Linked DNA regions of Mus musculus: regions 1 and 2 are each linked to region 3. A link is a loop called in an ENCODE intact Hi-C map of the cell type or tissue named here. Cell type or tissue: heart. All regions are shown on one strand. Each heading gives the region's core, and the rest is flanking DNA. Links, peaks and the distances in the headings are about the cores only.

Region 1 (9,915 bases), core at 647-8,646, 170 kb after region 3:
AGCCAGATGCCCACCTGGGGCTGAGTGGAAGCATCCGGCAGCCCCCACCACGTCCACCTCTGAAGTGGGCCCCTGCGTACACTCTGCTCCTGTGCAACCCTCCCCTTACTTGGTCCACATGATCGATGACTCCCGACTGTCCTCAGACCAGATGCGGGCTGTCCAGTCTCCAACAGTCAGAAAGTTCTTTGGGTAGAAGGGGTTTCTCTGGAGGGCATAGATGGGGCCGTGGTGGCCATAAAAGGTGCAAACAATCTTCTCTGCTTGCGTCTTGGCCTTGCGGTTGCAGGAGATGACGATGCCCTGTTCGGTGCCCACCATGAACTTGGTTGGCTGTGGAGAGGAAGACAGAAGAAGGTCCGTGAGGTAACATCTCTAGGCTGGACCCACGTGACCAGCAGGCTGCCTGGGAACTTCTGCTTCAGCTGTGTCCAGGCTGAGTCCCATCCCACTCCACAGCCTCATTGGGAATTTTCTTGAGGCCGGCACACTTTATAAAGGTATCCTTGGCTTTTCTGGTCCCTAGAGGATCATCAGGGGACCCTACTACAGGTGTTACTATATATACTATGCAGTGTATGTGTCCATATGTGTGTGTTTGGTGTGTCCATGTGTGTGTATGCAGTTTATATGTACAGTGTGTGTTTGTGTGTGTGTGTCCGTGTGTGTGTGTGCAGTGTGTGTGTGTGTGTGTATGCAGTGTGTGTACACAGTTTATGTGAACAGGGTGTGTTTGGGCGTATGCCCATGTGTGTGTGCAGTGTGTGTGTGTCCATGTGTGTGTGTATGTGTTTGGTGTGTCCATGTGTGTGTATACAGTTTATATGTACAGTGTGTGTTTGTGTTTGTCCATATGTGTGCATGCAGTGTGTGTATAGTATGTATAGGCAGTGTGAATATGTAATTTGTGTGTGTCCATGTGTATGTGGTGTGTGTTTGTGTGTGTGTGTACATGCATGCATTTGTACGCAGAAGTCAGAAGAAACTGGGTGTCTCCCGCTATCACTCTGCCTCATTCCTTTGAAACAGTGTCTCTCACTGAACTTGGATTCTTGCTTTTCTGATAGGCTGGCCGCCAGCAAGCCCCAATCCTCCTCTTGTCTCCATTCTCCCACAGCACCGGAGTTAAAGGATAGCAAGTGCTTTAAACACTAAGCCACCACTCTAGCCCCGGTAATGCTGTCATAAGGATTTTGAATATTTGTTTATACATCGAATAAACAAGGCCCAGAGTGGACACAGTGTTTCCCTGAGTGTGCAGAAACTATATCCGGCAGGAGAATGAAATTGGCTCAAGCTGTCACTGTGAACTTAGAACAGGTAGCCAGCCAGCCCTCAGGAAGCCACCTGGTGGCCAGTGACACAAGTTGTCTCCCCCAGGTCTGGGAACTACAGGTGTGCTTCCTCCTGCCGCCTAGAAACCTTACTGTGAGCATCTGTGGCAAGGCCGGAGACCTGACTCAACAGCACTTGCTACCAAAACTGACAACCTGAGCTTGGTACCCAGAACCCAGGAGGAAGGAGAGAGCCAGCTTCTGCAAGCTAGATTCTCTCTGAGACCTCCACAGGTTCATCACACACACACACACACACACACACACACACACACACACACACACACCCCACATGCATGCTTGCACCTGCAGACACACACATATACACACATGCACACATACATAGAGTACAGCACACACTCATGCATGCTTGTGTGCATGCACACACATACACATGTACACTACACATGCATGCTCATACACATGTACATATGCACGCACACATGTGCGCACACACATATGCACACACAAAGATAAATTATAAAAAATATATAAGAGTGTGAAAACAAAATAAGGAAGGGGCAGGACCACAGCTCAGTTGGTAGGGTGCTTGTCTAGTAGACATGGAAACCGGGGTTCAAACCCTACACAAACAGGCATGGCTGTGCATTGCTGAAATTCTGTTGTCAGGAGGGGAGGGGGAGGCAGGATTAGAAATTCAAGGTTATCCTTGAATACATAGAGGACACCCCAGACTACCTGTTTCAAAAAGGGGGAGAGAGAGAGAGAGAGAGAGAGAGAGGAAACAGGGAGGGAGGGAGGGAGGGAGGGAAGGAGGGAGGGAGGGAGGAAGGAAGGAAGGAAGGAAGGAAGGAAGGAAGGAAGGAAGGAAGGAAGAAAGGAAGGAAGGAAGACGATTGCTCTATGACCCTTCTCCTTAGAGGTCCCTGAAGGAGGCAAGGTCATAGAGTTAGAGAGAGTGATGAGAATTGCTAAGATCTCAGGGAGAAAGACACCGACCTGTTTTTCTCATTGGTACAGTGTTTCAATTTTGAATAATATTTGTTCTGGCAAGAGAACTAGTTTTTGAGGAGGAGATCCTACGGTTCATTTTGAACATTTGAAAAATCAGTTACAATGAGGGCAAGGCAAAGGGGTTTGATGGGGTTTTGTTTGGTTGGTTGGTTGGTTGGTTGGTTGGTTTGGTTTGGTTACTTTTTGATACAGGGTCTCACTATGTAGCCTTGGCTGCCCTGTAGACTTGCTCTGTAGACCAGGCTAGCCTGGAACTCACAGGCTTGCCTCTGCCTGAAGTGCTGGGATTAAGGCATAAACCACCAAGCCCAGCTTTTCTGGAAATCATAAGAATGACCAGAATCCTTTGAGGAAGAACCGTGTCAAAGCGCGAGTCAGCAGAACCCACACAGCTATGAGGAAGTAAAATTATATTCGCCAGTAACACGGGAGGCAGGGCTCCTTCCCTCCCAGGCTCTTTCTATTCTGACCAGAAGGTAAATAAAAATGTCATGTCTTAATAAAGAGCTTTGAAAGATGGGGAAATTCCGGAGCCAGGTGGTGGGGATGGCTACAGAATGCTATGAGTGGGCAGGGCACTGCGGAACTGCCCTTCAAAGTGGTTAAGCCCAGATTCGGTGGCGAACACCTGTGACCTGGCACGTAAAAAATGGTGGGGGCAGGGGAGTCAGAAGTTCAAGGTCATGAGTCTAGGAGGTGGCTCAGTGGGTAAAGGCCCTAACTGTCAAGCTTGACAGCCTGAGATCAATCCCTGAGACGCGCACAGTGGAAGGAGAGAACTGACAACTTGTCCTTTGACAAGCATGTCTCCAACCACACACATCAAAAATAAACATGTAAAATGTAATTTTTAAAAAATCGAGGTTGTTTTGGGTAAAATAGTAAATTCAAGGCCAGCCCGGGATACAAGGGACTTGTCCAGAATAAAAAGTTAAGAGGGAAGCTGGGTGGTGGTCCCAGCACTTGGGAGGCAGAGGCAGGAGGATCTATGTGAGTTTGAGGCCAGCCTGGTCTACAGAGTGAGTTCCAGGACAGCCAGAGCTACACAGAGAAACCCTGTCTTAAACAAACAAACAAACAACAAACAGTTTGTCAGGCCTACAGAGCTGGCACTTGTTGCTCTGGCCAAGGAGCCAGGTTTGACTCCTGACATCACATGGTGATTCACAAACATCTGTAATTCTAGTTCCTGGGTGTTCTCTTCTGATCTCTCCAGGTACCAGGATTGCATGTGGCACACACAAATGCAAGCAGAACACACACAGAGAGAAATCTTTAAAAATCAATGAATAATAATGGTTAAGGGAGTAGGTGATAATTTTATGAGCTTTCAAACCTCGAGGTTTGTTTCATTCATAGCCTAGGGGTGTGGCTTAGTGTTGAAAGGTTGACCCCAGGTTCAGTATTCAGTAACAAGAGAGAAGCACACAGAGACAGAGATAGAGACAGAGACAGAAAGAGAGAGAGACAGAGAGAGAGGAGAGAGAGAGAGAATACTGAGCTACTAAGGCTGGGTATGAAGTAAAAAGACCAAATTTGGGGGGCCCTGAGAAGCAAGCCATTAGGCCAGCCACGGTGTACCTATAAATGGTCGAGGAAGAGCCCCCTGCCTGCTTGCCTCAGACATATGGGGTAGGCACAGAATCAGAGCTTGGGGCTCAAGTCCCAGCTTTGCCAAGTGCCAGGGCCCTCAGCTTACTGTCACCAGGACTCTTCTCGTTTGTGGGGAGGCAGGGACAAAACCCCGGCCTAACAGGAGCATGGCAGCTGCCGACATCTGGCAAAGGCTGTGTACTCACGGACCTTTGTGTACTCACGGACCATTGTGGAGAAGAGGGGACATTACATTCAGCACGTGGCCTAGAAATCGCAGCATCAGGGCACAATGTCTTCTTGAACGCCCCCAGATAAGCCCTGAGTTCGGGGTGAGTGGCTGCCTTCCCACTCATCATTCCAGCAAGTGAATTCTGGCCTGTGGCTGGGGATGCTGGAGGCAGGTGTGAGGGCAGAGCCTCCCCAGGTCCTACGCATGATGTGACCATGAACCAAATAAGTGACACTGCCAAGGACATAGGAGTGGGGCCACCAAGCTTGAGCCTCAGCTATTTAGAGGAGGGACCAGCCTAAGCCACGACCCATCTGCAAAGAGATTTTCTTGCCTTGATTTGGGGAGAGCGTCCATTTTCTGCTTCTGACGCACTCTTGAGACTGCTCTGATAAACTCTAAGCTTATTTTATTTTTATAGGTCTTTGCTTTTGTATGTTTGAGACATGGTCTTGCTATGTACTCCTGGCTGGCCTGGAATTCTCTGTGATCTCAGCCGGTTTTGAATTTTCAGTGATTTTTCTGCTTCTGGCTTCAATTTTGAGTTAATAAATTTTTATTTATTATCAACATCATCATGATCATCATAACCCCCTTGTGTCCCCCCCGTGTGTGTGTGTGTGTCCATGAATACTATGACATACTATATATAAGTAGAAGTCAGAGGACAATTTCCCGGAGTCAGTTTCCTTCCATAGCTCCATCCAGGAATTAAACTCAGGTCAAATTTGTGTACAAATACAAAGGCTCTCTCTGGCTTCTTGTTTTCTGTTTTGTTGTTTGTTTTGACTTAAAAAAAAAACAACAACAACCAAACAAAACAGGACCTCAAACTTGTTACATATGACTTTGAACTCCTGATCTCCCTGCCTCCAGCTCAGATATGCTGGGATTACAGGCCTGCATCTGCGTTCCTGGCTTTGGGAGTTTCTTTATCATTCCCTGTCTGTTGAGACTTGGTTCTAACGGGGTCTGTGCTCTGCTTTTCCACCTGGCTCCTCTGATCTTCTTTCCTTCCTCAATTCCCGTTTATTTCCCTCCCCCTGCACCCCCCCCCCTCCCGAGGAAGGGAAGTGACCAGCCTAGGGCCTCAACTGAAGCCAAAGCAGTGAGGACATTGGTTCTGGGCAGGATCTTCCCCTAAAACTGGGCTTCTCTGGTTTTAAAGCTCCCCTCTGCTCAGAAGGGCGGGCCTCAAGCTGGTGTCAACGGCAGCCTTCCTGGAGGTGCTCTGCTGCCCCCTGCTGGAAGATCGCGGTAAAGCCTTCACAAGGAGTAAGGTTGCCCGGCAAGGTGCCATGCCTGCTGTCCGTAGCCCAAGCAAGCGAGGTTGAGGAAGGGAGAACAAAAAACACCCACCAAGGTAGACTCGAACTCCAAGGAGATGGCGCCCAGGGCGTTCTCCAGCTGCTCCTTTCTGGAAATGTCCATAATGACAACTTCGATGGGCTCGCTGATCTTGCGGATGTCCCACCACATGACCTGGCAGGGAAGGGCGATTGAGACTGTGAAGACCCTGCCTTTTTCTTTCCTTTCTTTCCTTCCTTCCTTCCTTCCTTCCTTCCTTCCTTCCTTCCTTCCTTCCTTCCTTCCTTCCTTCCTTCCTTCCTTTCTCTCTCTCTCTCTCTCTTTCTCTCTTTCTTTCTTTCTTTCTTTTCTTCCTTCCTTTTTTTTTTTTTTGTTGTTGTTTAAGAAAGAGGGGGCTGCCGGGCAGTGGTAGCGCACGCCTTTAATCCCAGCACTTGGGAGGCAGAGGCAGGCAAGATTTCTGAGTTCCAGGCCAGCCTGGTCTACACAGTGAGTTCCAGGACAGCCAGGACTACACAGAGAAACCCTGTCTCAAAAACAAACAAACAAACAAACAAACACAAGAAAGAGGGGGCTGGAGTGTACAGCTCAGTGGTAGAACCCTCCCTCCCCCCCCCCCCCCCATGCATGAAGCCCCGGGTTCCAGCTCCAGCACTGCACAATACAATACAATACAATACAATACAATACAATACAAAGTACTGGAAGGCAGAACATAAGGCAGTGGTCTCTGGACGGCCCCTCCCCTCCCCTCCCTCTCCTCCTCTCCAGGGTCTGCCGAATGGTACCTGCCCATCAGTGGATGCTGAGAAGCACTCAGTGCCTGTCTTTGACTGCAGCCAGATGGTGCCATACACTGGGTCTCGGTGGCTGAACTCGATGGTGGACAGCTCTGCCACCAGGCTGCCCTTCCGGGTATCCCAGCAGGCTGACGGGAGAAAACCAGACTGTGAACTCAAGGTCCCAGAAACACAAACCGATCAAACCTGTATTAAAGGTTTGTGACTGGGGAGAGTTGACACCCTGAGTTGGAGGCTAGCCTGGTCTACATAGTGAGTTCCAGGCCAGCCAGGGCTACATAGTGAGACCCTGTCTCAAAATACACAAAAATAGGAAACGAGAAGAGAGTCATCAGATAACACGTGTGAGACCTGAGACTGGTTTCCAAATGTTCTAACCTACCTGCCTGTTATTCTTACCACCAATATTTGGCCATGGGAGGTGGGTAGGCATTCATTTGATTTGTTTGGGATTCTTGAGACAAGGTCTCATGTAGCCCAGGCTAGCCTCCAACTTGCTATATAGCTAAGGATGGCCTTGAACTACTAACTCTCCAGCTTCCACCTCCAAGGTGCTGGGTTTATAGACTTGTGCTACATTTATGGCTCTACCTTACTACCTGAAAGGCCCTTGGTTAGTGGTTTTCTTTTGTGCTACTTTAAGAACTTTGTGAAACTGTTTGCAGGTTGGAACTTAGTGTCTGGGGTAAATTGTCCAAGCTTCTGGATCCTGGACATCCATATTGACTCTAGAATCAGCTCTCTCTCATTTCCCTTTGAGATGAGAGCTGTGTTTGGGGGTGGGTGCTCAAGTGTCTGTGAAGGAGGCACGGTTTCTCATCTGGAAAAGGAGTCGAGTTGGAGGGGACAACGCTTCCAAGTTTGGAAATCATCCGGATTTTTAGAATCAGGGCTACGTTCAAACCACCCTATATTTTCTACCATACGATCTACTGCAAAGACTCCTGGGCTGCAGGCTCCACGTGCTCCACCGTGCCCAGCAACACCCCACACCCTGGTGAAACGCATGGGCCCAGGCTCAGTATCGGGAGAGGCAGGAGTGAGGGCAGGAGGTGGAGAGGCTGCTCTGGTCGGGGAAGGTCTGAAGGGAAAGTGGCTGGGAACTAAGGTTGAAGGCAGAGCTAGCCAAGCAAAAGGGGTGAGCCAGGATCTAAGACAGGGGAATCACAGGCCCAGGTCCTCCCAGGCAAGGTCACGCACCGGCAGCTCTCCTTGCTGTATGAGCATGCTGCTGTAAGCAACTCTCGGAGGGGCAGCTGGAAAGGTAACTCAGTGGGTTAAACTTCTTGTCATCCAGCCAGACGACCTGGGTTTGATTCCTAAAACCTACCTGATAGCTCCCAACCATCTGTAAGTCCACTTCCCACGGACCCTGTACCTTTAACTAGACACACATAATGTGGTGCACATATACACGCAGGTACGCTCATGCACAAAATAAGATAAATAAGTCTAAAATTAGAATAGCAATGCTAATTTTTATTAGAATTGTATTATTTATATTATTATATAAATAATATATATTATTTATGTGCTAATTTTATTATTTTTATTTACTAATTTATTCTCTTTTTAGAGAGCCAGTGAGAAGTTCCATCGGGTAAGGGTGCCTCTCACAGCCTGACAACCTGAGTTTAACCCCTGAGATCCACATGGTAATAAAGAACCAACTCCTCCTTCAAGTTGTCCTCTGACCTCTATGTGCTCGCTGTGCTATGTGTGTGTGTGTGTGTATACATATATATATATATATATATATATATATATATATATATACACATATATATGTATATATATGTATGTATATATATGTATATATATATGTGTGTGTGTGTGTATATATATATATATATATATATATATATATATATATATATGTATATATATACATATATATATACCCTCCCATACAATACATTTTTAAAATGTGAATTAAAAATAAAAAAGAGGGCGGGAGAGATGGAGTATCAGTTCAGAACCCTCGCTACCCTTCAGAGGGCTAGAGTTCTGTTCCCAGCACCCACCCTGGGTGGCTCAGAGCTCCCTGTAACTCCAGCTGCCGAAGATACCCACACACAGACAAACCACATGTATGACATTTTAATGATAGAGTAAAGAGGGGGCTGGAAGGTGGCCCCGTGGTTAAGAGCGCTTGCCACTCTAGCAGAGTGTTAGAGTTTGGTTCTTAGCCTCCAGAGTGGACAGCTCGCAATGTCTACATCTATCCAGCTACAAGGGATCTGATGGCATTTTCTAGCTTCTTCACGCATATCCCTACACACACACACACACACACACACACACACACACACACACACACACACACACACAAACACACACACATGTAACTAAAAGAAAATTTTAAAAAGAAAACTCACGGGGGGCACATTTAAGTCTCTACTGTGACCCCTGTCTTTGTGCTTTGCCAACAGAGGGGTAAAGCCTACCTGTTTCCTGTCCCAAGGTATCTGGCTTTCACATCATCCAGAGGGCCACAGAGCCCTTTCCAGGAAAGACGGTTTTATAAACTACCCGACGTACTTACTTGCTCCTAAGTTTTGACCTAGTAGTCCCTAAGCAGGAGACCTTTACTCCTGGCCAGGCCGGGTCCACAGATGTGTTTATTTGAGTCATTTCTCTGCAGAGCAGCGCTTCAGGTGGTTCCTGCGATCACAGATGTCCTATGGTCACAGGGCCCCTGAGCTGAGCTGTTCTGAGCCAGTTTGAAAAGCCACTGACAGGACTCATGAATAATGAGTGAGGAGGGCTACTGAATAAGTCATGGCATTAGCTTCGCTGCAGTCTTTATGGCTCAGACAATGAATAATATGGCAGGGAAATATATGGGGCCCCTAGTGTGACACAGCTGCCCCCTCCTGCCCGTTGTGTGTAACCCAGCCCATTGCATCCTCCTAGCCATCGTGGGGAATTAAGATGTGCCCCCTTACAAAAGGATTATCCCAGCTGGACCTGTTGACTGTGTACTCTCATAGACAAAGGGAGAGCCAGGAGACCCTCTCCTGAGTATGCTGCTGAGGGGGTGCAGCCTTACTTTCTGCCTGAACCCTCTGCTTCCTGGTGGGCCTGGCTTGAGAAGCTCTTTCCCCCACCAGGGACCAACCCCCTCTAGCTGCCGTGCTTTCCCCACCGTGATGGAGTGCTCCCTGAAGTCTCTCTTCTCAGACATTGCGTGTGCATGGCACAGCGATGGGCACACAGGAGGCGACACTTACCAACTGCGTTGTGTGCAAACCCAGCATCACCCACAATCAATTCCTCTGACTCAGGTATTCATGGTCACACACCAGTACCCATCACACACACACACAATCATCCCGTGTACTTTGTCCAGAGACCTCTCCCAAGACGGGGACTCCACAGCGGGCCCCTATCTGTCTATCGTGGGCCCTGGTGCTCGACTTTATTCTAACTATCGCAAAAAAAAAAAAAAAAAAAAAAAAACTCTACATTTTATTTATTTATTTATTTATTTATCATGCATGGGTGCACGTGTAGCTGCACGCATGCAGGTGGCACACATGTGAGGGCCAGAGGACGACTGTTCTCTCTGCCCACTATGTGGGTGGTCCCACAGGTCAACTCAGGTCGTCAGGCTTGGTGACAGGCACCCTTACCCACTGAACCGTCTCCCCGGCCTGCGTTATTTTTAGAA
Region 2 (9,915 bases), core at 731-8,730, 240 kb after region 3:
CTTCTCACAGTCAGCTCTGTTCTATAGTTGCTAGAGCCTGGCTGCTACATCTGCCCCGGACAGCCGAGGCACCATCAACCCCCTAACCCACCTTGTTCTCACAGATGTCTCGCTAGTCCAGGATTGTCTAGGAATCCTCCCGAGCCTAGGACACCTAGTGATGAGCAAAGTCTCTTTCCAGTTTCCTGTCTTTCCACGTGTTTAGTAGGGAGGGGAGGCTCTAAACCTCGGTGATTATAAACACGTCCAGTGCTTTTGTCCTGAGCTGGCATGAGGGTGGCTAGCTTGGGGGGTGCCTCCACAGGGAACAGTTAGGCTGATGTCTCCAGAGGATTCCATGGTGGGTAGAAATCTTGTGGGGTGAGGGACTAATGGGCAGGGGAGAAAGGGAATCCAGTCAGGAAACCCCAAGATCTGCAGTGCAAGGGCCGGGCTGGGCTGTGGCTGCTTCCCAGTGGCCAGGGTCGGGGAGCGGCTTCTGAGTTGATGGAAATGTTCTGTGGACTTGAAAAGCCCACATCCCTGTACAGCTAAGACTTATAGGCCTACACCCAGTCTTTTCTAGTAAGACAGGTCTTGCTATAGTCCTGATTTCCTGGAACAATGTAGCCCAGGCTGGCCTGAACCTTGTAAGGGAAGTGAGGGCAGTTGAAGCACAGGGCTGACTTAGGTGCCCTCAGCCTTAGGACCTGATGTAGACCCCTGTAGCCAAGCAGAGAAATGTGAAGCAACTTCCCAGAGGCCCCTCTTGAACCTCAGTCACAGGCAAGAGATACAGCCTTAGCCAGAATCCCGAGGGCAGGGAGGTGCTGCCCGGTGTCCCGCACACCTGCCCTCAGTGACCCCAGGATGCCTCTGCTCACTTCCCTGTTAATTTTGAACCTGGTGCAGAGTCAGAGGGAGTAGTAATAAATACATGGCCACCAAGGGAGAGCTCAGTGCCAGGGCATTCCAGATGTGTGCTGACGCAGAGGTGAGGGAAGCCAACCAGGAGTGTACTACTGAAGAGCAGGCTGGGCCCTCAGCCTTGGTGAGCCCATCACCTGAAGGCACAAAGACATTATTCAGTCTCTGGAGCCAGCCTGGACCGCAGAAGCACACCCTAAGTGACTCAGGATTGGCAGGGTAGGAGGCGCTGCATGAAAAAGTGCCTTCAGCAGACCACAAGGCCAGACAAAGTCAGTCTCCTAGGAGCCAGAGGGAGCCTTTGAGAAATGAACTGGGGACAAAAACAAAACACCCAAAGCTGTAAACTGTCTCCCTTGGGAATCCCAGGCAACCACACTCCCATCCCACCCACTCCCCGGGGTAAACAAAACCCATGCCTCCCCAAAAAGCTCACAGCATATGCAAAAACCTCTTCCAGAAAGATCTTTACTTCTGGTTACAACCTGCTTGTTTAAGCATCTAGCTCAGCCTGCTGCAGTACATTTCCTAAAAGCAGAAAGCACTCCCAGTAGCAGTACATTAAATTGGGCACTGCACACCTATGGTCCCAGCACTCAGGAGGTGGGGGCAGGGTGGACTCAAAGTCAGCACCTGGGATGCATGTGCTATCTCAAAACAACCCCCTCCTCAGTTACGGGGTTTACTTACTGCGGTAGAGTGCCACCTGGTGGCAGGCCCAGTGGCTTTGACTTTGCCTGTCCCTTTTTAATTCTTGAAAATTGTCATGTTGTTTGCTTGTATGCATGTATGTGTACCGGGTGCGATGCAGTGCCCAGAGGCTCGGATCCCCCACCCCTGCCCACTCTGCAGTCCATGGTAAGGCAACCCCACAGAAACCATCCTTTCTTCAGCATTCACAGCGGAAGCCCATGCTTTCTTGACTTCACATTCCAGTCTTACAGAATGGAACACTCTTGCATCCAGGGGCTCCAAGGACGGCTCATCTGGCAGCTTCTCCCTCTCCCACATTCATCTCAGGTGACCCATCTCAAGGCCCACTTCCAAGCCTTGGGAGTATACACCAGCTCCCCTCCATGAAGAGCAAGCTCTTCCAATTGCCTTCCCAGGGTATTAAAGTTTCCCCAAACGTAGGCTAAAAGGAAGGCGATTCAACCACTGAGATCCCAGTTGAAGATGTGGGCTGCAGAAGGTGGCACTATCTCAACAGCACTACCACTTCCCCACCAGAGACTGAGGACACACAAAACACTTTTCAGGGTTTTTAATAGTCACACGCAGAGGGCTGGTTCATTTCAGATCCTTCACTGCCAAACCTGGGGAAAGAAAAGATTGATGGTTGACATGACTCCTTCCGGAGCTACCAGGGCGCATTACAAGGCCCTTCCCTCTGCAAACCCAGGATTGTCAATCAGATCAACCAGTTCTTTTGTTTTGGTTTTTCGAGACAGGGTTTCTGTGTGTAGCCCTGGCTGTCCTTTAACTCAGAAATCGGCCTGCCTCTGCCACCCAAGTGCTGGGATTACAGGCATGCGCCACCACTGCCTGACTCAGAGTAGGTCCTTTTGAGAATTAAATAGATTATAATCTGCCTGGGACCAAGGAAGCCATTTCTGGGATCAGATAGAACCTAAGAAACTCAGTCATGGCAGACACCTCACAGTCACCACAAAGTGGCTCCCCTAATGCTGCCCATGCCACTATTCTCCCTCAGGCGTACTCACCCGGGGGTAGGGACTGCTTCAGCTTCTCTGCCTTTTCCTTGTCTGTGATAACCAGGGTGTAAAGGTACCTGCTGCAGCGAACCTTGAACTTCACATTATCCTTGTTCTTCTTGATCTTGACAGCTGCCAAGGAAACCACAATTAAGGATGAGAACTGGTGCAGAATCACACAGGTCATGTTCTTAAGTGGCTGGAATTTTCAGTCACCGCCACCTCAGACTTCCCTCTGCTCAGTGAGTCTTGGGGTTACTCAATTCATTTGCGCATGCACACAAAACCTGCACTCAATACACTAAACACAGCACCGCAGAACATTCTAGAATGACCCATGACCTTTCTAAAAGGATAGCCTATAGAGGAAAGAAATGAGTTATCTTCTCTGGTTAATAATTTTCCAGCCTTCCACTTCTGGCAACCAATTCTCCATACAAGGACACTGGATGCACAGGATGGCTTTTAGGATGCTCCATTCCAGTGTGCAGGGAAGCACCTCTTACACTTTTGTGGAACCTGGCTCTTATTTTATAGTTATGTGTAAACGCATGCCCGTGTGTGGGCACTGGCACGTGGGTGCAGATGCCTGGGTGCAGAAGAGGTCGTCACTGCTACAGGCAGATTAGAGCGGAAGGATGCTGGGAACCAAACTCTGCAGCAGTAGTAAGGGCTCTATAAAGCATCAAAGGGCCTAATGCTTCAGACTCAAGCACCTAACCAGAGACAGGCATTTGGTCTTAACCTCACAGAACAGCTGTGTGTGATCTGCGTGCACAGGTTCTCTCAACTCCACCTCTGACTACTGCTGGAACAGCCTTCACCAGGCACTGGTGCTCAAGGCACTGGTCACTCTGGCTTCCATCTTACCAAGTCCAGACATGGATGGCAGCACCCTATGCTGCCCCAGCCATTATCGCACTCCTGAATACTAACTCTCCTCTCTGGAGGTGAGTGAGGTCTGAGACAGGGTTCCACATATCCGGGCAGGTCCTGAACTCACTGTGTGGCAGAGGACCTTGAACTTCTCTGATCCTTCTGCCTCCAACCAAAAGCACAGGGGTTAAAGTGGTGCCCTTCCCTGTCCAGTTAGGTCAGTGCTGGGAAACGGCCCAGAGCTCGAGGAATGCTAGGTAGGGGCCCTCACAGTCTCAGCCCCTGGGCATTGTCCAACTGCCATATAGCGACTCCACTTCTGGGTAAGTATCCAAAAATAAATGCTGCGTCAGGCTGACAGAAAATGTGCAAGCAGCCCAGTGTCCACCAACTCAATGTGGTGCCCCCACACAGAAGAAGCGCTGACTAGGGCTTCCCACACATCTGTAATACCAGCCCCCAGGAGACCCAGGAAGTTCAAGGTTAGAGAGAAGCCAGTGTAATAGTTGGGTGGGTAAAGACAGCCAGTGTCAAACCCAATGACCCCAGTCTGGTTCCTGAGATCTGCCCCATAGGACAACCAACACCCTCAAGATCCTCTCTGGCCTCCACATGTGCACATATACAATAAACAAAAACATAAGGGGGAAAACAAGTCAGAAATATCGGCCCAGGTCTACAATCCGCGAACACTTGGGAGGCGGAGAGAGACTCCCTGAGCTCTAGATCTGAGGCCAGCTTGGGCTACAAGGTGAGTGCCAATGTTATTCCAGATCCATATAGCCTATTTCTAAACAAAACAAAACCAAACCCACCAGAAATTGGGTCCAAAGGCATTTCTCCTAACCCATACGCTTGATTCATTTTCTTAACTAATTAAGGAACTGACAGGCCTGCTAGGTTGACCTCAGCAATCTGGAGGCATGACCTCTGATTCCACACTCTTAAAGTTAAACAGGAGAAAAGAACTGTGGCCCGTGGCCGAGCTGAGACTTGAGAAGGCAGTGCCAAATGTTACAGGCCGGATGGAAAACACCAGCAAACCCCACTGTGCCCACCAGCAGGAGACATTCGCCAGGCCGGTGGCCGCCGGCCCACAGACAACCACATCAGAGGCAACAGCCTGTCTGACGTGACAGAGTACACCTAAGGACCTTGCAAAGGCTCTTCCTGCCCACCTAGGTCTACTTCCGCTCATTATCTGATGTTTATAAGTCCGATCTGGGGAGGAAAAGGAAGGCCCATAGGGCTATCTCACACAGTAGAAGACCAGACCTCTTTTTAGCTGCCATGGGAAGATAACATCACCCAAGGTTTCTCGCTAGGCACATCCTCCCCAAACATCCTTTAAGTAGCAGACAATTCCCTCTTCGTGTATGAAAGAACAATACAGAAAGCAGCAGGAGCCGACAAACAACTTTGAACCTGCTTGTTTTAATCTATTTTCGAGACAATGTAACCAAGGAGAGCCTAGCATTTCCCCATCCCTTTGTCCCTGCCTCCGGAATTCGGGGACTGCAGTCTGTGCACCAGGCCTGGCTCTGAATCTCAGCTCATGCCGAGCAGGAGCGAACCCAGCGCAGGAAGAAGCAAGCGCCTTGCTATGTAGGCCAAGGATAGCGTTGGATGCTCAGTTCTCTTGCCTCGGCCCGAGATTAAGCAGGCAGACCTGGGCCAGCACACTGGCTCTGCTTTGTCTCGTCACCTCGCACTCGCTTATTTGGAAGCTGAAGGTTACTGGTAAATGACACTTTTTTCTTTTTTTTTTTTAAGGACAGGGTCTCGCTACGCAGCCCTGGAGAGCTTCTAACTCCCAGGGATTCTCCGGACTCCACCACGCGGGCAAGCCCGGTACTGAACTACAAGGCTCGCTGTGATCGGGGTGTGCACACGTGGCAATGCCAACCTCAGTGTGACACGCTGGGTCGCCAAGCTCGCCATAACCTGCTGTTCCGAGCCGCCCGATGCCTCCCTCCGCCCGTCCCTCGGGCTCGCCCTGAGCCTCCCGGGAGCCCGCACTTACACTTGGCATCCTTCCGCCGGGCTGTCAGCAGAAAGTCCTTGATCTCCTCAATTTTCCGAGGCTGTAACATAGGAGGGACAGAAGATGAGCCGGGGGAACGTGCGCGTCCGGGGGACGCCCAAGCCCGCCCCGGTCCCTCGTCCCGCACTCACCATGGCGACGCGGGCTCGGCTCTGGCGTCCGCACCTGCGGGGTACAATCCCGAGTTAACCGGCCGCGATCCTATTTCCCCGATCCGCCCGCCGCACCCCTCCCTCCTCCCTCCCTCGCTCCCCGCACACCCGTGCTCCCTGCGCCCTCCCCGGCTGCGGATCGCCCCGGATTGAACGCCCTTCCCCACCTGCCCAGCACACTCACAGCGATGAGAACCGAAGAGAACGGGGAAAGAACGAGGCTTCCGCTTCCGGACGGTTAACCCCGCCCAACAGAGGAAACTGAGTACGGTGTCTGCAAAGGACCAGAAAGGATGCGTTCATCATTTCAATTTCAGCAGCCCTGCCCTCTTCTGGTTCAGATTAGTAGTGCAGCTTCTTATAGCAATGGCGTTAGGCTGCCAGCATCACCCTCACCTCCCTTCTTATCCTTTCCCCTATTGTCCCCTCTTTCTGTCACTCATCTTATTATTTTTTTTTTACATTTTATTTTATTTTTTGTTTTTCGAGACAGGGTTTCTCTGTATAGCCCTGGCTGTCCTGGAACTCACTTTGTAGACCAGGCTGGCCTCGAACTCAGAAATCCACCTGCCTCTGCCTCCCGAGTGCTGGGATTAAAGGCGTGCGCCACCACGCCCGGCTACATTTTATTTTTATTGCGTGTATATTTAATTTGCTTGTATATCTGTGCATTAAATGAATGCAATGCTCATGGAGGCCAGAAGAGGGCATCGGATCCAGGGGAACTGGAATTACAAACAGCTGTGAAATGCCTCGTAGGTGCTGGGATCTGAACCCCGGTGTTCTGGGGGAGCAGCCAGTGCTCTTAGGACTGAGCGATAGCTCCAGGTCCAGAAGTGATTGGCTATTTATGTATTTGTTTATTTGAGACGGGGTTGGGTCACCTACCTTCTTCATGCTTATAACAGGCCCAGCAGAAATGATAGTCCAAAGAGCCACTATGTGCCTCACTTGCGTGCAGGGCAGAACTTCTGCAACCACCTGGGTAATCAGAAATGGCTCCTTTATTGCATCTTGAGACCCATTATCCAGGTCAAGAATTGAGCCTCCCCTGGCCAGACAGCTCAGGCCAGCTCTCACCACACGTTGCTTCTTTTTTTTTTTTTTTTTTTTTTTTTTTTTTTTTTTGGGTTTTTTGGTTTTTCGAGACAGGGTTTCTCTGTATAGCCCTGGCTGTCCTGGAGCTCACTTTGTAGACCAGGCTGGCCTCGAACTCAGAAATCCGCCTGCCTCTGCCTCCCGAGTGCTGGGATTAAAGGCGTGCGCCACCACGCCCGGCTACGTTGCTTCTTTAGACATGTAAGAAGTGACAGCTTTGGGAAGGCAGCGTTGCTTCCGTCTGCCGACTGGGTTCCCGCCCGGCTCTAACTTCCTTAGCACTTTGTTAGTCTTTATGATAATGCCTTGAAGGTTAGGCTCCAGGAAACTTTAGGTAGTGGTTTTATTTTCAACCACTTTTATTTTATTTCAACCGCTCTACAAATGTCTCCATTTTATTATGTTTGTCTCCCCCCCCCCCCAATTTAATAACTCACAACAGAATGTAATTGCCTTGTACTTATTACTGTGGAGAGCCTTCCCCCCCACCCCTCCCCCCCACCCCCACCCCGGAGGATGAGCGCTTAACCGTGAGGTTTTCAAACTCACCTCTTTCTCTCCTCCCCGCTCCCTTCGCGGAGCTCCTGCCTCCCGGTGATACGGGGCAGAAAAACTAATTGTGCAGGAGTCTTTTTCAAGAACAGAGCTGTGCTTCGGCGACTGCTGGTAACTGTTGGGTTTCAGACCCCAGAACAAGCAGCTGAGGTGTATTTTACACACCAAAGCAGGCCTGGCCCCCAGCTTTTCCCAGCATCCCTCAGTCCCTACCTGGCAGACCCTTTTCCCAACCCTAAACTTTTAGGTCCCCGGGCTGTCCACAACAGAGAAGGAATGTTTGGTGGGGGTGTGGGGAAGGGGGTGCCTCCGCGGACCCATGCTGAGGCATCCCTTCCCCCTGAGGGACCAGCCACACTACAGTATAGAATAGAGTATATTCAGGGCATGGAGAGGGGAGTTGAGAGAGTAGTAGAGGAGAGAGAGAGAGAGAGAGAGAGAGAGAGAGAGAGAGACAGAGACAGAGACAGAGACAGAGAGAGACAGAGAGACAAACAGAGACAGACAGAGACAGACAGAGAAGAGGCTGGCCATGAGCATTTGGAGGGAGAGGCGGGAAGGGAATGGGGAGTGGGGAGAAAGAGGGTAAGGGACAAAAAGACAGAGCAGGAACAAGAGGACAAGAGAGAGGGGAGAAGGCAAGCAACCCCTTTTATAGTGACTCAGGCAAATGCCTTTTGGGTCTTTTCTGCCTCCTGTCGCCTCAAGTAACTGTCCTTTTGGCCAAACTGAGAGCCTCTTGCTGGTGCTTCTGGTCTGCGGGGACGTCTTTGCTGTATTACAGTGTCCCTTCATAACCCATTCCATTTTCTACTTGGGGCCAGACCTTCAGCTCCGATGCCCCCCCCCCCCCAGCCCCTTTGTCCCTCCTGATATGTTCTATAAAGCATGATATGGTGCTGTGGGAGGTGGTGCCTTAGCAGGCCCAGAATAAAAGGAAGTTTTATTTGGGACTTGGAAAGGGGGTCTGGAGAAGAGGCAGAGGAAGGGGACCGAGAAGGACACAAAGAGGAAAGAGAAAATAGGGAAGAGGCAGGCTGGGAACATGTAGAAAGAGGGAGAAGGAGAAGGAGGGAGGGAGGGAGGGAGGGAGGGAGGGAGGGAGGGAGGGAAGGAGGGAGGGAAGGAGGGAGGGAGGGAGAAGGAAAGCCCAGACAACCCTTAAATGCCTGGCTCCTGGCTAAGTAACTGTTGGGCGGAGTCTAGAGGAAATGCTAACACCTTCCGTATAGGCTGTGTGGCAATGGTGGGGGTAAGCTCTGTTTTTTAAAGAGAGGGTCTCCTTGTGTTGATCTAGGTATTCCTGGAACTTGCTTTGTAGATCAGGCTGGCCTTGAACTCACAGAGATCTCATGACTCCACCTTCCAAGTGCTGGGATTAAAGGTGTGGACCACCATACCCGGCTCTTTTGGTTTTTTTGGACAGGATATATCTTATAGCCCAGGATGACCTCCCTGAGAGGCAGAGGGTGGCCTCCTTGAGCTTGCAAACCTCCTGTCACCACTTCCTGAGTGCTAGCATTACAGATATGAGCCACCATGCCTGGTGCTGATGTCTTGACCCAGGACTTGTGCATGCTAGGCAAACACTCTATCAACTGAGCTATGTCCTTTGGTCCTTTGGGGATAAACTCTTCCTGTGTTTGTACTGACTTTGAGGGCAAGGACAACGTAGAACTTTCTTCTTCTTCTTCTTCTTCTTTTTTTTTTTTTTTTTGTTGTTTTTTTTTTTTTTTTTTGTTTTTTTTGTTTTTCTTCTTCTTTTTTGTTTTTGTTTTTGTTTTCTCGAGGCAGGGTTTCTCTGTATAGCCCTGGCTGTCCTGGAACTCACGCTGTAGACCAGGCTGGCTTTGCTTGAACTCAGAAATCCACCTGTCTATGCCTCCTGAGAGCTGGGATTAAAGGCGTGAGCCACCACTGCCCGGCTAAGGTAGAACTTTCTTCTTCCTCTTCTTCTTCTTCTTCTCCTTCTCCTTCTCCTTCTCCTTCTTCTCCTCCTCCTCCTTCTTCTTCTTTAAATGTAGACTTTAATAAGTGTACAGGGCAGCTTGTGGGGCAGCTGACCAAGATACATAATGTAGGAGATACAAGTGACCACCTGGAGTTTCTATACTTCATTCTGCTTACATATTTGTTAAGGTTGTTTAATGTATGACTTTTCATTTGACTTTGTGGAAGTCCTTTATTGCAAAGTGAATCCTTCTGCCTGGTGACAAGCAGCAGCCACACGATCACTCTGGACCCCCATGCTGGATAAACTCCATTTCCTCTTGAGACACAGGTTTCCTTCTGTATTTCTGAGGTAATGATTTTATAATTTCTGCAGTGTCTGGTGGCCCCTGGCGCATCAGTAAATCGTACTTCCTTTAGGATGCTATGAAATGACAGAGGAGTGGGAGGGGAGCGCAGCAGACCCCAGAGCTTCTGAGGCACTGAGTTTAGGTTTGTCTCTTCTGTTAGGGAACTTTATTAATGGACCGTGTGGTTTCACTACCTGCACGACCCTGGTGGCGGAAGTCATCTTGCTGCCCATCGTGACCCCCGAGCAGGGGCGGTAGAACTTTCTGTA
Region 3 (9,915 bases), core at 1,085-9,084:
ATGTGGGTAACTGACATCCTGGTTGGTATGTTAAGACATGAATGTTAGACAAGGCAAGTTCCCTGCCACCACTGAATACCCCAACCAACTGAATCAGGATGCATGTACAACAAAGGCATGTTTCTAAGGAAACCACCATCCCTAAATCCTGATTGGTGGAATCACTTGGCACACATGATTGTAGATTTGGGACTTAAAAGCCCTGTAGGATCTTAACTTAAGGATGCAGTCCAGATCAAGGACGCAGTTCAGCTCCCGAGTCTGGGCTGCATCCCTGATGGATCAGTATTGGGATGTGATGTTCAATAAGCCATCCCTATTTGACCAAGATTGGTGTCTGAGTGGTTTGTGCGGTGATTCCCAGACCCCACCAGGTACGCTCAAAACAGCCATGCCGCTCTTACATCAGTGAGTCCGTCTTGCCTGACAGGTTGATATTGTAATATTCAAAGTTTATATTGGGTAAGACCACTGATCGTCCCCCTGGGTAAGTATCCCCATCACGTACATAGCGCTTTCCTGCACTATTAGCTTCTAAGGAGAAGCTTCCAGCTTTATTCTTTTGTGACCTATAATTGCATTGTGTGATGTTCTTGCATGCGCCCGACTGGCCAGGAAGAACGACGCTGCAACAGGACCCTTCCGCACACGTTTATTGGGAGAGCTTGATTACAGAGGCGAAGTGACCCCAAGCCCAGAACTGGTGCTGCTTATATAGGCCTAGGAGAGGTGTTCTCTCTCATCTGATTGGTTAACTTGTCTCTCATCTGATTGGTTAACTTGTCTCTCATCTGATTGTTTAACTTTGGTTAATTCTCAAAACCTCATCTTGGCAAAAGAACCTTTACTGCCTATGTATGTGTGGTGGCCAGCAGTAGCCAACTGCCACTCTGCAACTGCCACTCTGCAACTGCCACTCTGCAACTGCCACTCTGTAACTGCCACTCTGCAACGGCTTCCCACATGATGTCTTCAGCAATAAGGTAAACCATCTATATTTTAACACTCACTTTTTATTTTGTGTTTCTGAGTGTTTTGTCTATATATATATATGCATGCCTCATGCATGCCTGGTGTTATAGAAGCAAAATGTGGGTACCCTAGCCCTTGGAACTGGAACTACAGATGGTTCTGAGCTGCCATGTATGTGCTGGGAACTGAACCCAGGTCCTCTGCAAGAGCAGGTAGCACTCTTAATCGCTGAGTCATCTCTCCAGCCCCCCAGTTATATTTTAACTGTTTCTCATCTGTTCATGTTCCTACTTTGCTCCTAGGTAGATGATTTTGAATCTACCACATTAAGCTCCCCTCCTTGAAGAGCCTCCTGGTTCGGGCATTTGGCTCAGGGCAGCCACCACTTCCTCTATGTTCTCACTGTTGACTATGCAGGACTTGAAGCCAGTCTAGTTGGGGCCTTTGTGGGTGGGCTGATGCAAGTTCCTTCCTGTTCTCTGGCCGTCGCCATCTTTACCTTCGTGCTAACACTGACTCCTCCTAGTTCCCAGGAAGCACACAGCACACCGTCATCACACTCAGCCCCAGTGGCTTCCAAGGAAGAGATGAACCGTCTCTTCTAAAACATTCCATGAGGCACTCTTTCCACATCTCCCTTGAACTGTTGTGGCCTGGTTCAGACTCATAGGGTCACCTTTAAACAAACCAATGATAAGATGAGTGTGAGCACCTCGCAACCAGGTGCAGAATCCTCTGCCAGTTCACTGTGGGTGTGGCAGTTGGGCAGGAGGCTTCTGAGCAAGCTTTGCTGGAACTCTGCTCTGCTCTTGGACCTTTCACATATTGCCCCTTAGTGTGTGTGGGCACAGCAGCCCCTCACTCTCTCATCCTGTCTCAACAGGGACCCATCATGAGAGCCCAGGGTTCACACTAAAGCATCCCTCTCCTGCATAAAACTGATATTTTGCAGATGGCATTTTTTGTGTGTGAGTGTGAGTTTTCTGTGGGATGCAGTCTTGGAAATTTGACCTTTCAGCTCAGCCTCTCAGCTCAGTCTCCAGGACAAGGTAATGTTTCTCTCTTCAACAAAAGGTTCTATGAGGGAACTGATTCTTCATAGAGGAAGCCTAGATGATCACTGCTTTCCAGATGCGTGTGACAAATCCAGTAGCTATATTCCTGCCAATGTATTAATAATCCATCAATAAATAACTAAATAACTAACAAAAGAAGGAAGGAAAAAAGGAAGGAAGGGAGGAAGGAAGGAAGGAAGGAGGGAGGGAGGGAGGAATATTGTATTATTTGGCTGCCAATTTATCCCTTAAAACTATTCATCAGGGAACAGGCATTTCTCCAGTGTTAACTCGGGTCCCCTCTCTGACTCTGGGGAGGATACATCTTAATCTCAGGGTATCCTCAGGTGGCATCAGCCAAAGGAAGATAGAGTGCTGCTGGCATAGGGTTAGAAGGAAGTGACAGAAATCCCACCAGTCACAGCTTAAAGTCCCTGTCAAAAGGTCCCTGTGTACAGCTGTGGCACCCAGTGTGACCCCTTGACAAAGCTGTTTGGCTGGACCTCCACCTTGGATATTACTCTTTTTAACTTTATGTCTTTATTTTGTGTATATGGATATTTTGCCTGCATGTATGTATGTGTACCATGTATGTGCCTGGGGTCCACGTAGGTCAGAATAGGGTATCAGACCCCTGAACCTGGAGTTACAGATAGCCGTGAACCACCATGTGAGTTCTGGGAATTAACCCAGGTCCTCCGAAAGAGCAGCCAGTGCTCTTAACCACTGAGCCATCTCTCCAGCCCTTTGGACATTAATCTTATCCATCAGTCACTGGGCCACTTACCTGGGTTATCAGAGATGCAGCAAGATGCCACATGTCATAGATTCAATTATGTAGGAGAGAGGACACTCTGATGTGTCTTTCTAGGACTCATTTAGTGATGTGCCTGTGTCGAGAGCCATTGTCTGCTTCCTACAATAACTAGTGCTGGAAATTTCCCAACATATAGACTTGCCAGGATAACAGAAAGTCAACACTGCCCTTCTTCCGACTCTGACACACAGAGACACCACAGGACACCTAAGAGCAGTGAATACCGTTTCATAGTTGACCCCACAGAGCAACTATGGGGAGAGAGGGTCCCACACAAAGTGTTCCCCACCCACCTAAAAAATATACGAAACCTTCGCCTTGAAGACCTTATGGAAGGACACTTTCCTGACCATAAAGAGGGGGCAGGCTAACCAGAGACAGTAGGAAGCTGTGACTGGAATCCAGGAGAATAGCATGCTTGGTGGAACATACACAGACAGCCATGTGCATTCTTCCTATCATGAAACCAAGATGTATTTCTATCCACTGCTTCTGCTTCTAGGACATCCTCCTGTCTATACCTCCCACCTCACAGTAGCAGTGTTAACATTACAGGCTTGCACCACTGCGTCCAGCTTTTTAACATGGCTTCTGGGGGTTAAACTCAAAACAGAGGCAAGCACTTTTACCCCTGAGTCAACTCGCACCCTCCAGGCTTTTTATAGTTCATTTCTACAGAAGCACGTGAGCACTCTTCTTTGTGGCAGCCACCACCAGAAGTTCGTTGTTGGGGACAAGCAGTGGGAGGAAGAAGGAGAAGCCCGGGAGCAGAAAACTTGTTTATGTCCTCACTTCCCCATCCCCAGGGCTATGGCACCAGCCGGGGTCTTGCAGATAGTTGATAAACACAAGCTAAATACAGGAAGGAGGGATGGGGAAAGATGGGCATGATAGAGAATGGGAGAAAAGGCACGTTAACTAAGATGTTTGTTTATTGTTTGTTTGTTTGTTTGTTCATTGAGATAGGGCTTCACTCTTTAGTCCTGGCTGGCCTCAAACTTGCAGCAATCCTCCTGTCTCAACTTCCAAAGTGTTAGGAGGGCAGATTCACAGGGGTGAGTCTTTGCTAATTATAGCTAACTATAATTAAGTCAGCAGCATAGAGAGAAAGTTTCAAAGATGTAAGAATGGTGTTCTAGGTCTCTCAGAGTGCGGCGTGGCTCAGCTTTTCTTTAATTATTTCCAGGCACTGAAGCTTATTTCTTTTACTTTATTTTATGTGTCTGACTGTTTGCCTGCGTGAATGTCTGTCGCCACACTGTGCAGCACCCACAGAGGGCAGAAGAGGGTGTCAGCTCCCCTGGGACTGGAGTTACAGGCGGTTGTGAGTCTCCATGTGGATGCTCTTAGTAACTGGCTGTGTCTCTAGCCTCTTCTCCATTTTTTTTCTACAATGATTATTCCTCAATCGTTCCCAACATTAAAAATACATTCCCAGCGCCTTCAAAATTATTTACAAACAAAAATCCAAGCAGGTTCACGCCTCCCCAGTTGTTCTCAGCACTCCCCACTTTCTGACTTCTGAGGGTCATGCACACTCCTCCTCCGTGGACATACAAACATCACATCTTTTCTTCGGTCACTGGTCTCTTCTATTTATGAGACTCTGTTCACCATTTGAGAGTTACTTTCAGGAAGCCACCATGGTGCCTGCTCACCTCTACCTCAGCAGGAGGCCTGTCCCCCCTGCTCACTGGCTCCTCAGCTCAACGTGTAGCCAAGAATAAGTTTGAACTCCTGATCCCAAGTCCTGAGATTACAAGCATGTGCCACCACACCCAGCACCTGGCTGGCTTTATCCTTGCAGTTGAAGGTATTTCTTCATACAGTGTTGACATCTGAGCATAGCTGATCTCCAGGTCCCTTTGAGACTCTGTCTCCATTTAAAACTAAGACCTATGTATTGGTGGGAAGAAGGAAGAGATGGATGGAAGGAAAGAGGAAGGGAAGTCATTTATATAAATAGGATGTTTGGGGGGGTCAATGATCCTTCTTGGTGCCCCCACTAAACTGTGTCCATGGATTCTGCCATTCCCATTCCTCACTTTTCTGCCCAGGCAGTCGAGAACTCTGGGTTTGACAGTTTCTTGGGTTTCAGAAGTACATTGTGGGCTCTGCTGAGCTGCGTGGTCCATATTTGTAGGGTCTAATCCAAAGGAAGCTTGGGCAGGCAGCAAGGAAACTGCACGTGAGTGAGTCCAGGTCTGGAAGAGAGTCTGGGTGACAACAAGGACCAATGGCTGGGACACTGGGCATTGCGTGTGACAAGGACCAATGTGGGGCCTCTGGGCATTGTGTTCCAGGCCTAATACTTAGATAGCCTTAAATAATAGAGTTCTTCCTTAGTCCGTAGGAAGCCCTAGCTTCTATCCCCAGCACCAGTTAAAACTGGGTATGATGGCACACACCTGTAATCCCAGCACTTGAAAGGTGGAGGCAGGAGGATGAGGAGTTCAAAGCCATCCTTTGCTACCTGGAAAGTTTGAGGCCAGCCTGGGGTACATGAGATATTAAAATAAAATAAGATAAAATAAAATAAAATATCTGTGCATCTTCTTGCCTCACTGTCTATCACTCTGTCCCCCATTTTTCTATACCCACCACAGGGACAGTGACTGACCTTCCCTTGGGCAGGCTGCAATCAATGGAAAACGTCAAGAATCAGGATGAGATAACAGAGCACAGCACAGGAAACGCGCGATCAGGAAGTTTCGGGTTCTCTTTCCACATCAAGGGGAGGGCAGGGGAGTGGAGTGCCAGGCAAGGGTTGTTGTCCTTCCTCTTAATTCAAGCTCTTCCCCTTCACAGTCGCAAGACACAGAAAATGCAAAATTCTCTGTCCCGGCTGGACAGCTAGAGCAAGACATGTGCGATTCTAGCAGTGGCCACAGGGTGGAGACATTGGCTGTCCAATCCCTCAGTTATGCTCCAAGGTGGAATCAGCTCCCAAAACCACTGGGGCAGCCCGGTGTCTTAGTTAGGGTTTTACTGCTGTGAACAGACCATGACCAAGGCAAGTCTTATAAGGACAACATTTAATTGGGGCTGGCTTACAGGTTCAGAGGTTCAGTCCATTATCATCAAGGCATGACCACGGCAGCATCCAGGCAGGCATGGTGCAGGAGGAGCTGAGAGTTCTCCATCTTCATCTGAAGGCTGCTAGCAGAAGGCTGGCTTCCGGGCAGCTAGGAGGAGGGTCTTAAAGCTCATGCCCACAGTGACACACCTGCTCCAACAAGGCCACACCTTCTAATAGTGCCACTGCAGGGGCTGAGCATATATAAACCATCACACTCAGTGAGTGCAAAGTCAGCCAAAAAGGCAGTGTGTTCCTCAGACCATTTCCTTCTCCCTTCCTTCCTTCCTTCCTTCCTTCCTTCCTTCCTTCCTTCCTTCCTCCCTCCCTCCCTCCCTCCCTCCCTCCCTCCCTCCCTCCCTCCCCTTGGACAGGTCTGTTAATATACTCTAGTCTGACCTTGAACTTGCCATCCTGCCTTGAGGTTATGGTTTAAAACTTTAGGTCTTTGCAATAATTTTGGACAGATGGATTAGGACTAACTTAACATACATTCCATCAGATTCTGTCGGTGAGCATAATTAATTAATATTAATTAATTTTTTTAAGGAGAGGGGGCTTTGCAACTGCTCTTCCTGTAGTCTTACCCACCACTGAGCCTGTTTCAGGGAGTCCTGAATTTAGCTAAGAATTTAAAGGGGTGGGCGTGTAGCTCAGTGGTAGAACACTTACCCAGCATAGTCATGCAGTGGATTATTATGGTATGGTGCTGCCATTCTTACATGAGAATGTAGAATGATCTCTGAGGTAGTTGTGGCCTGAAACACTGAGGGGTGGGAAAGGGGGGCTCAGAATGGGAAGCCCAGCATCCACGTGGCCGAGGGAGCAGGAACATGAGGACCACATCTACGTGAATATGTGCAAAATGGCCGGGTAGAGTCACAAGCCACAGAACCACATCTAGTCAACGACAGACCACATATGTGATGTTGGATCTCAAAGAATGTCATGAGATGACAATTATTCCCTCGTGACGCCGGAGCTGCCTAACATTGTCGCTGAAACCATTACTTGCGGGTGTATAGTGTGGTATAAATAAACACACCTACAGCTTTGCCAGGAATATAAAACTATAGTGTGGGGGGTGGGGGTGTTGGAGACAGGCCTCTGTTGTGAGAGTGTTTGCCTAGCATGCTCCAAGTCCTGTCCACAAACTCATTTCTCAGAGCCTGTCCTCACTGTTGAGTGACATAGCATTGAATCTTTCCATATTTTGAAGGTCCTCTCTCAAACTCACTTTAAAACTGTTTTTATTGTTTAGTTTGTTTTCAGAGACACAGACTCACTCTGTAGCCTACACCTCACTATGTAGCCCAGGATAACCTCAGACCCTCTGAGGTTCTTCTGTCTGGGATCACAGGTGTGAGCCACCACAGAGGGACTCAGGGATGAATTTAATTGACACTGTGATGGCATTGAAAGGAGGACATCTACAAGCTGACAGCCGAACCTTCAATTCACAGGCCTTGAGGACACTCGACTTCTCTCTGAGGGCTTGTCTTCTCATGGCTGAGCCAAGTCCTCCCTGGGGCCCACCTTGTTCAGGGGCTGCCTATGACACCACTGCCCATGGGACTCCATCTCTAGCTGGGCCCATTGACCAGCAGCCGTTCTACTCAAGCTCAGAGCTCGTAGTTGCAGTCGCTGGTCATAGTGTCTTTTATTTCTTTATTTTTCACTTGTTCACTTTACATCCAGCTCATTGCCTCCTCTCCGTCACCCCCTCCCACAATCCTTCTACCCATCACCATCTCCTTCTCCTCTGAGTGGGTGGGGCCCCCAGGTATCTCCCCACCCTGGCATCCTCTCCCACTGAAACCAGACAAGGCAGCCCAGCTAGAAGAACATATCTCACATACAGGCAAAAGCTTTTGGGTTAGGGCCCCCCTGCCCCGGCTCCAGTTGTTTGGGGCCTACATGAAGACCAAAGTGCATATATGCTACATATGTGTGGGGAGGCCTAGGCCCAGCCTGTGTATGTTCTTTGGTTGGTGTTTCAGTCTCTGAGAGCCCCAAGAGTCTATACTCGTGGGTAGGTAGGATTAACCTAAGCCCATCTTACCAGAAGCAATCTACAAATTCAGTACAATCCCCAACACAATTCCAACACAATTTTATAAGCCTTTAAAGAGAAATTTTCAACTTCATATGGAAAAAAAACCCAAGATAACAAAAACAATTCTCAACAATAAAGGAACTTCTGAGGTAATCACCATCCCTGATTTCAAGCTGTACTATAGAGCAATAATGATTAAAAAAAACCTGCATGGAAGCCGGGCATGGTGGCGCACGCCTTTAATCCCAGCACTTGGGAGGCAGAGGCAGGTGGATTTCTGAGTTCGAGGCCAGCCTGGTCTACAAAGTGAGTTCCAGGGCTGTACAGAGAAACCCTGTCTCGAAAAAACAACAACAACAAAAAAAAACAAAAACAAAACTTTGGGCTGGTGAGATGGCTCAGTGGGTAAGAGCACCCGATTGCTCTTCTGAAGGTCCAGAGTTCAAATCCCAGCAACCACATGGTGGCTCACAACCATCCTTAGCGAGATCTGACTCCCTCTTCTGGTGTGTCTGAAGACAGCTACAGTGTACTTACATAGAATAAATAAATAAATAAATCTAAAAAAAAAAAAAAAAAAAACCTGCATGGAATTGATACAGAGACAGACACACTGATCAATGGAATTGAATCTAGGAACCAGAAATAAACCTACACACCTATAGACACTTGATTATTGATAAAGACGCCAAAACCATTCAATAGGTTATAGTGTCTTAAAGCAACACAGACCTTACATCTCTGGATCAAAATTCTTTTTTTTTTTTTCCATTTTTTATTAGGTATTTAACTCATTTACATTTCCAATGCTATACCAAAAGTCCCCCATATCCACCCACCCCCACTCCCCTGCCCACCCACTCCCCCTTTTTGGCCCTGGTATTCCCCTGTACTGGGGCATATAAAGTTTGCAAGTCCAATGGGCCTCTCTTTCCAGTGATGGCCGACTAGGCCATCTTTTGATATATATTGGATCAAAATTCTTAAATCAAGATGTTGATAGGCTGTTCCTCCTTCTGCCTCTAGGGGGCGTCCCCTCACCTACCTTTTCTCATTGCCAGGGGTCCCCTGAACTCCTTGGCTCATGGTCCGTATGTCCATCTTCAGAGCCAGTGTACTATCTTCACAACTCCTTCATTCTTCTCAGTAACAGCTAGCACAGGCTCTCTTCACATTCTTACATATAGCTGAAAATACCTTGATAATTCAGACTCACTTTACACACACACACACACACACACACACAGAGTCTCACACAAAATCCACATGCCATCACCTAGGTAAAGTGCCTTTTTTTTAAACTGGCAAAGAATTTTATTAACCTTTTCCAAACTTTATTCCCACCCAGGCTTCTTCAGCTTAATTTGCTGCAAAGAATGAACTAGGTATAAGCGAAAACTAAAAAGAGCTGCAGTGTCCGGGGGCCTTGAGCTAAAAAAAATATTAAAGATCTAGATTTTATCAGATCCATAATAAACAACAAAAAAAAATTTTTTTTTAAAAAGCAGTCATGACATAAAATAGCAGTTCCTGTAACTTCTGCAAGAGTCACCTTCTTCAGAGGTTGCTTCAGTTCAGTTTGCCTCACTCTTAGAAGCCTCATCATAATTCTCCACCAGATCTGGAACTTCATCCTTGGCATCCAGAGCTTCAGTCTGTCTCCTTAAACTACTCAGACTGCATGCACCAAGCTGGCTGAGGATGCTGGGAAGCATCTCTGTCTCGGAGTGGCCTGTAATGGTGACAGCGTTTGCTGCTAGAGATGCCTGAACTTTCGGGTTGTTAAAATGGATCCCTGTTCCTTGTTTTATAAACATGTTCACCTCCTCAGTACAAGAGATACTGTTTACCCCTAACTTCTTTAAGGAGAATGGCAATTTGTTATCATCTGCCATGGCTGCTCTGTGAACCACCTTCTTCTTTCCCACTGATGTGCACT

Evidence for each region. Peaks named below come from ENCODE experiments on the same cell type or tissue, not always from the same donor. Only the 100,000 strongest peaks of a DNase experiment are listed, where the experiment ranks them.
Region 1: it touches region 3 in a loop (6-fold over the local background); 29 of 42 quality-filtered maps call a loop at or near these places.
Region 2: a loop joins it to region 3, with 3 times the contacts of the local background. A loop is called at or near these places in 10 of 42 quality-filtered maps.

The regions. Positions count from the first base shown.
Region 1 is chr11:114,740,756-114,750,670 of GRCm38, reverse strand. It overlaps Dnaic2 (dynein, axonemal, intermediate chain 2), which reads right to left. Exons shown (of 13, transcript NM_001034878.3): 7 at 6,231-6,370; 8 at 5,494-5,616; 9 at 110-333. Among named protein-coding and RNA genes, the nearest start is that of Dnaic2, 18 kb to the right of the region's middle. In heart, for the core only: a CTCF peak has its summit at 5,389 (motif pointing left); a DNase peak (open chromatin) is centred at 5,370; H3K4me3 peaks cover 535 bases; H3K27ac peaks cover 306 bases; H3K27me3 peaks cover 2,220 bases.
Region 2 is chr11:114,664,572-114,674,486 of GRCm38, reverse strand. Rpl38 (ribosomal protein L38) reads right to left here and starts at 5,907. Exons shown (of 4, transcript NM_001362918.1): 1 at 5,673-5,907; 2 at 5,521-5,581; 3 at 2,631-2,753; 4 at 2,154-2,222. The coding sequence starts at 5,675. The coding sequence ends at 2,197. It also overlaps the pseudogene Gm11689. In heart, for the core only: CTCF peaks have their summits at 1,601 (motif pointing left), 5,336 and 6,056 (motif pointing left); DNase peaks (open chromatin) are centred at 4,544, 5,336, 5,926 and 6,456; H3K4me3 peaks cover 3,189 bases; H3K27ac peaks cover 2,020 bases; H3K27me3 peaks cover 1,426 bases.
Region 3 is chr11:114,908,821-114,918,735 of GRCm38, reverse strand. No RefSeq gene overlaps it. Among named protein-coding and RNA genes, the nearest start is that of Cd300lb, 21 kb to the left of the region's middle. In heart, for the core only: CTCF peaks have their summits at 5,715 (motif pointing right) and 8,997 (motif pointing right); DNase peaks (open chromatin) are centred at 1,425, 3,555 and 5,655; H3K4me3 peaks cover 335 bases; H3K27ac peaks cover 536 bases.